Regions from separate parts of the Homo sapiens genome. Here region 1 is linked to region 2. A link is a contact called in ENCODE Hi-C data. All regions are on one chromosome and are shown on one strand. Each heading gives the region's core, a stretch centred on a gene start or an enhancer-like site at or near the end of the contact. The rest is flanking DNA. Distances are from core to core; before and after follow the strand shown.

Region 1 (2,804 bases), core at 257-2,756, 910 kb after region 2:
TCCCAGGTGTGGGATCCTACTTTTGGGTGGCCAAGGTGGGCAGATTGCTTGAGCTCAAGGGTTTGAGACCAGCCTGGGCAACATAATGAGACCCCATCTCTATAAAAATACAAAAATTAGCTGGGCATGGTGGCACATGTCTGTAGTCCTAGCTACTCAGGAGGCTGAAGCAGGAGGATCACTTGAGTCCAGGAGGTCGAGGCTGTGGTGAGCCGTGAGTGTGCTGCTGCACTGTAGTTTGGGTGACAGAGTGAGACCCTGTCTCAAAAAACAAGACAAAACAAAAAAACTCAGGAAGGTATATGAGTGTTATGAGATCAGTGAGTTAAAAGCTACAAAGTGAGACAAAGTTTTAGCATATATTCTAGAAGTCTGTATTATATTAGTAAACTTAAAAATCAATTGTATATGAAGGCATTCTTTAAACTACTATTTATATTTTTTGTTACTTTGTGGCCCACTTTAAAGTCTACAATAGACTTTCTTTAATTGTTCCTTTACCATTTAGGCTTATTTTTTATTTATTTTTATTTTATTTTATTTTTTTGAGATGGAGTCTCACTCTGTAGCCCAGGCTGGAGTGCAGTGGCATGATCTCAGCTCACCGCGACTTCCATCTCCAGGTTCAAGTGATTCTCCTGCCTCAGTCTCCCAAGTAGCTGAGATTACAGGCATGTACCACCACACCGAGCTAATTTTTGTATTTTTAGTAGAGATGGGGTCTCGCCATGTTGGCAAGGCTGGTCTCAAACTCCTGACCTCAAGTGATCCATCCTCCTCGGCCTCCCAAAGTGCTGGGATTACAGGCATGAGCCATTGTGTCCGGCTTTAGACTTATTTTTTTTTGTTTTTGTTTTTTGTTTTTTTGTTTTTTTTTTGAGACGGTGTCTCGCTCTGTCACCTAGGCTGCAGTGCAGTGGCGCGATCTTGGCTCACTGCAATCTCCGCCTCCTGGGTTCAAGCAATTCTCTGCCTCAGCCTCCTGAGTAGCTGGGATTACAGGGGTCTGCCACCATACGCAGCTAATTTTTGTATCTTTAGTAGAGACGGGGTTTTACCATCTTGGCCAGGCTGGTCTTGAATTCCTGACCTCGTGATCCACCCTCATCGGCCTTCCAAAGTGCTGGGATTGATTACAGATGTGAAGGAGATGGATGCATTTATTTTGGAAAAAAGTGTGAATAATGTCTCTAATGGTCCACTTGGAACAATACATCACCTAATATCAGGAGGAGGTTTAGGGTAATCTTGTCAGTAACCTCAGGGCAAGTTGTATGGGGTTGCTTCCATTAAATTCCATGCCATCCTAATCAGTCCCCATGCGTTGTGTACTCTTGGCTTGTGCAGCTTTTTGCGAGGTTTGTGTGGTATGCAGGAGGTTCCAGAAGTACAAGGATGAGACCTGAGTAATATCATAGTGATTGATGGTGGCAGTGCCAATTTGCATCAGCTCTGACAAGCTGGTGTTGAAACTAGATGGCAGAATGCCAAAGATGCCAAGGTCAGCATACTTTGAAATAATGAAGTGAGTCATGTAACCCAGGATTGGCACATACTCACAGGACTACCTGACTCATCCCACCTCGAAAGGAACACATCTGTGAGCACCGGTTAGGGGCCTGTGGCCACTTCTCTGCTACATGTGCAAAAGGAAGCAAAAGCCACAAGGAGCCCTTTTCTTGTTGAGGAGACAGATATTAAGTGAAAGAAAAATTAAAATGAATAATCAAGCATGAAGTCAATGCAGAGAGAAACCATTGTGAGCCAGGGGGAGGTGAAAGGGTGGGAGAGAGACCCAGCCCAGATAGAGGGAACAGAGTAAAACCAAGCAGAGAAGCAAAACTGTTGTGAGCCAGACGTGAGAGTAGTTTAGAACATGGACCTGGGCACCAGACTGCCTGGGTTTGAACCCTGATGTGTGACTATGGGGAGGTTACTTATGCTTTACAAGCCTCAGATTTCGCAGCTGTAATGTGGAGACAGTGATATATGTCAACTTTTTCCGTTTACTCAACAAATTGTTATTTAATGTGCCAGGTGTTGATTTAGATGCTGGTGATACAGTGACAGATGGGTCCTTATTCTTGCAGAGCTTGCTTTCTGGTAGCAGAAGCAGACAATAAGCCAGAAAATAACAGAAAGTGGTAAGTGCCTCGCAGAGAATGAAAACAGAGAATTAAATGAGAATGCCTGGGGAATTCCTCTAGATACATGCCCAGGAAATCCTTCTGCAGAAGGGACACGGACCGAGGCCTGCATGATAAGAAGTGAGGAAGAGGGTGCCGTGCAAAGACTCTGGGGCCAGAAGTGGCTTGTCGTGTGTGAGGCCTGTCAGGAGACCTGTGTGGCTAGATGGAGGTGGGTGGGGTGGGGGGTATGAGTGTAGGAGATTAGGTGGAAGGGATAAATGGGGGCCAGATTGCCAACATATAATTTTTACACAGTGATGTCAAGATCTTTAGTTCTGATACGTTTCAACAAATACGTATCAAGACAGAACTTTTCCATCCCCCTAGAAAATTTCTGCCTGCTCCTTGCCATTCAAGTCTCTCTCCCTTGGAAGCAAGCACTGATCTGATTTGTGTCACTTTAAGTTAATTTAGCTATTTTTCATATAAATGTTACCACATAGTACATACTGTTCTTTCACTCAGTATATTTTTGAGATTAATCCGTGGTGTTGGATGCATTGGTAGTTAATTTCTATTTATTGCTGAGGAGTATTCTGCTGTATGGACGTACTAGTTTGTTTATCTGTTGACTTGTTATGGACATCTGGGCTGTTTCCAGTGAATTCAAATTAG
Region 2 (2,739 bases), core at 213-2,712:
TCACGAGAAAGGGGGCCTGGGGGCGGGGAGAGGGGGATGCCGCTTCTCTCTCTTCTCCCCCTCCCTCCCGGAGCCCAAGGCAGACGTGACGAAACCCGCGGGGTCCCCCCCGAAGCCCCAACAGCCGAGATAATTGAAACAAGAAACCCCCTTAGTAAGGGGGCGGGGGGTGGGCCCTCCCTCCCTCCTCCCGCCACGCCCGAGTTCCTGGAGATCAGAGCTGCCTCGCCGCGGCTCTGACACCTGTTTGCTTTTTCCCTCCTTTCCTTCCGGGTGCACTAGCACCTGGGCTTACGTTTGTTTTTCTACCCTGGGGCTCTCAACTTCCCTTCCACACTCCACCTCCCTTGCAGAGTTTTCTATAAAGTTCGGGCTCTGGGTGTCCCCTTGCACTCCCCACAGGGCTGTGCCGCAGGCTTGGGCGACTTTCCCCGCAGAACGTTGGCCGAGAGGGAGTCCCCGCGGGGGGGGCCAGGGGGGAGGACTGGGAGAGACCACTTTCGTTTTCTGAGACGCCTTCAGTTCCTGGCCGTCCGCCAGGCTTTCTTCTTGGAGGTGTCAGTCTTCGGGAGTGGGGGCTGGGGAAAGGGGGGCAGGCTAGGGGATTTGTGTTTGAAGCTATTTTTGGAAGGCAGCCTTACTGTTTTTACTTACGTGGTATTTTGCAAATTAATAAAAATAGCAAACTTTTCTAGAAATGCTTTATTCACATTTTACCGGAGAATGGGAAACCATCCATTGTCCGTTCAAAAGGCTATTTTTTTAAAGTTTGGGATGGCTTGGGGAGGCCAATGGCAATTTGGGGAGAAGGGCTGAAGCACCCCTTTTTGGAGCTCGGGGCCAGTTTCCCGGACTAAAAGACCCTGGTGACTGGGGATGGGCCTCACAACTAACTCGGGCTGCCCTGCCCCTGTCGCGTGGGCTCGCAATGGCAAGTGCTCCGGAAGGGGGCCGCCTCCCCGTGGGGCTCCTGGCTGCCTCTGCTCCCTTGGACACCACTGGGGGGCCTCCCCCTCCTAAGTTCTAGGTTGAGGCCGGATACCTGCCCCGACCTGTCTCCTCCCTTTCTCCAATACCACACCCACGGGACTCCAGTCTCCCCGGGAGTGGGACGGAGAGGGAACAAAGGGGTCTTTGTTCACTGGCTCCCGGGGCGTGGGAGTTGCGCTCGCTCTCCTTTCCCGGCGTCCCGTGGAGACCGGGAGGCTCAGCGCCTCTCCCAGCTCTCAGCGCCGCCCTCCCAGACCCCAGAGACGTCGGTCAGGGCGCGGCGCCCCGGGCCACTGCGGGCTCTTTCCGGGCGGGCGACGTGGGGGGCGAGGCACCGCGCGGCGGCGCCTGGCGGGCACTGTTGCCCGCGGAGGGACGGTGGGGGGGTTTCAGCAGCTGGCGGGGGTGGAGGGGGCGGGAGAGGGAGCCTGCGCCGGGCTGAGCCTGGAGGTGCGGGGCGGGCTCGGGGAGCGCTCTTGGGGCTCCTCCTGCCACAGCCGGGGCGGCTGGAACTCTCTCCCTTTCTCCCTCCATCCTTCCACTTCCCCTGCTCGGCCCCGCCGTCAGGCCGGGTCCCCCTTCCCTGCCGTCATCAGGTTCCCCTTCTCCCTTCTTGGCACTTTCCTTTCGAACCATCCTTCTGGACAAACTTTGATGGAGAATTTCACACCACGCTGGAAAAATGCCGGTTATGAAAGGATTACTGGCGCCGCAAAACACCTTCCTGGACACCATCGCCACCCGTTTTGACGGAACACGTAAGTCTTACACTTGAACGAGTGGTATGGCATTTTCTGAGACTGATTTTTCTCGTACACATTACTTTTGCTCCCACCTTCCCTTTTGCACCAGCGGAGTGAATTTTCTTCTGTTCTTGCCAAGGTATCTTTTGTGCGGAGAAATTTGTTCCCTCATGGTTTGGTGTAGTATTAACACTTTGTATTGGTGTAATAGTTGGCTCTCTTGAGTTCTTGGGTTTGTTAAGGACTGAAACGCAGCCTGAGGAAAGACCGACGCCCGTATTCACTGTGGGACCTGCATTTTGGTGTATCTTTAGGGAATTGGTTGTAATTTTCTGAGGTGAAAAGGGGAATATCGGTGTACCTAATCTTTCTAGAGTTTCAAGGCTCCCTAGATCAAAAGGAGAGCTTGGAGTGTTCTTTCTTGGAGCTTCATTCCGTGATATATTTCGGATAGGTATGATTTTCTATCTGAGTTTAAGAAATGCAGGATTGCCAAGTGTAAGCTTTCTGTAGAATTTTAAGTGTTGTGAGTTTGTCAGAACCTTGATTCCTGCTTTTGAGCTAGAATAGCGTATCTTTTAATCCTTAAATGAGCCTAACACTCAAGCAGAGGCTGTTCAGGAAGAAGGACATGAATAAAGACGATTTGATGATAAGAGAAAGTTTTTAGTTTTTTTTTTTTGAGTACGAATATTATTGGACATTTAGCTCATTTAAGCTACAGTAGGAAAAAAAATAGATAGGATGTTGTGTGGTTGCTAGCAGACGGTTCGTTATCATCTGCAAGTTGTTCTCTTTCAGGACCACGGTCAGGTCCCCACTCCTTCTCAGGCTTTTCAAGCTCTCTACTTGACCCTGTGGATCTTCCTAGCTGGCTTTAACCCTGTAATTAGGAGTCTGTACTACCACCCCTAACAAATGCTCTCAGTTGGTTTCACTACGAATATCCTCATCTTCTTTCTAGCTTATCTTGCTTCTGTGCACTGTCTTCCATTTTTCTGTTGAG

The links. A loop is a pair of places that touch in the nucleus more often than their neighbours do. Pooled maps may share reads with other maps.
Region 1: a pooled map shows a loop between it and region 2 (2.8-fold over the local background). The contact joins the enhancer-like site here to the promoter of KCNH8 in region 2. A Hi-C loop is called at or near these places in 4 of 168 maps with a recorded cell type or tissue (B cell, CD4-positive, alpha-beta memory T cell, CD8-positive, alpha-beta T cell and 1 more), 1 of 37 single-sample maps with no recorded cell type and 13 of 50 pooled maps.

Annotation. Positions count from the first base shown.
Region 1 is chr3:20,053,270-20,056,073 of GRCh38, forward strand. All of the region lies in intron 1 of KAT2B (lysine acetyltransferase 2B), which reads left to right. Among named protein-coding and RNA genes, the nearest start is that of KAT2B, 14 kb to the left of the region's middle. RefSeq lists an enhancer at 1,689-1,928. Within about 2 kb of position 1,507, at least 18 of the 41 ENCODE cell types and tissues checked have a DNase peak (open chromatin) inside an H3K27ac peak, as active enhancers do; they include B cell and CD8-positive, alpha-beta T cell, where a contact is called at or near this core.
Region 2 is chr3:19,147,048-19,149,786 of GRCh38, forward strand. KCNH8 (potassium voltage-gated channel subfamily H member 8) reads left to right here and starts at 1,463. Exons shown (of 16, transcript NM_144633.3): 1 at 1,463-1,748. The coding sequence starts at 1,673. RefSeq lists enhancers at 1-311, 312-905 and a silencer at 1-24.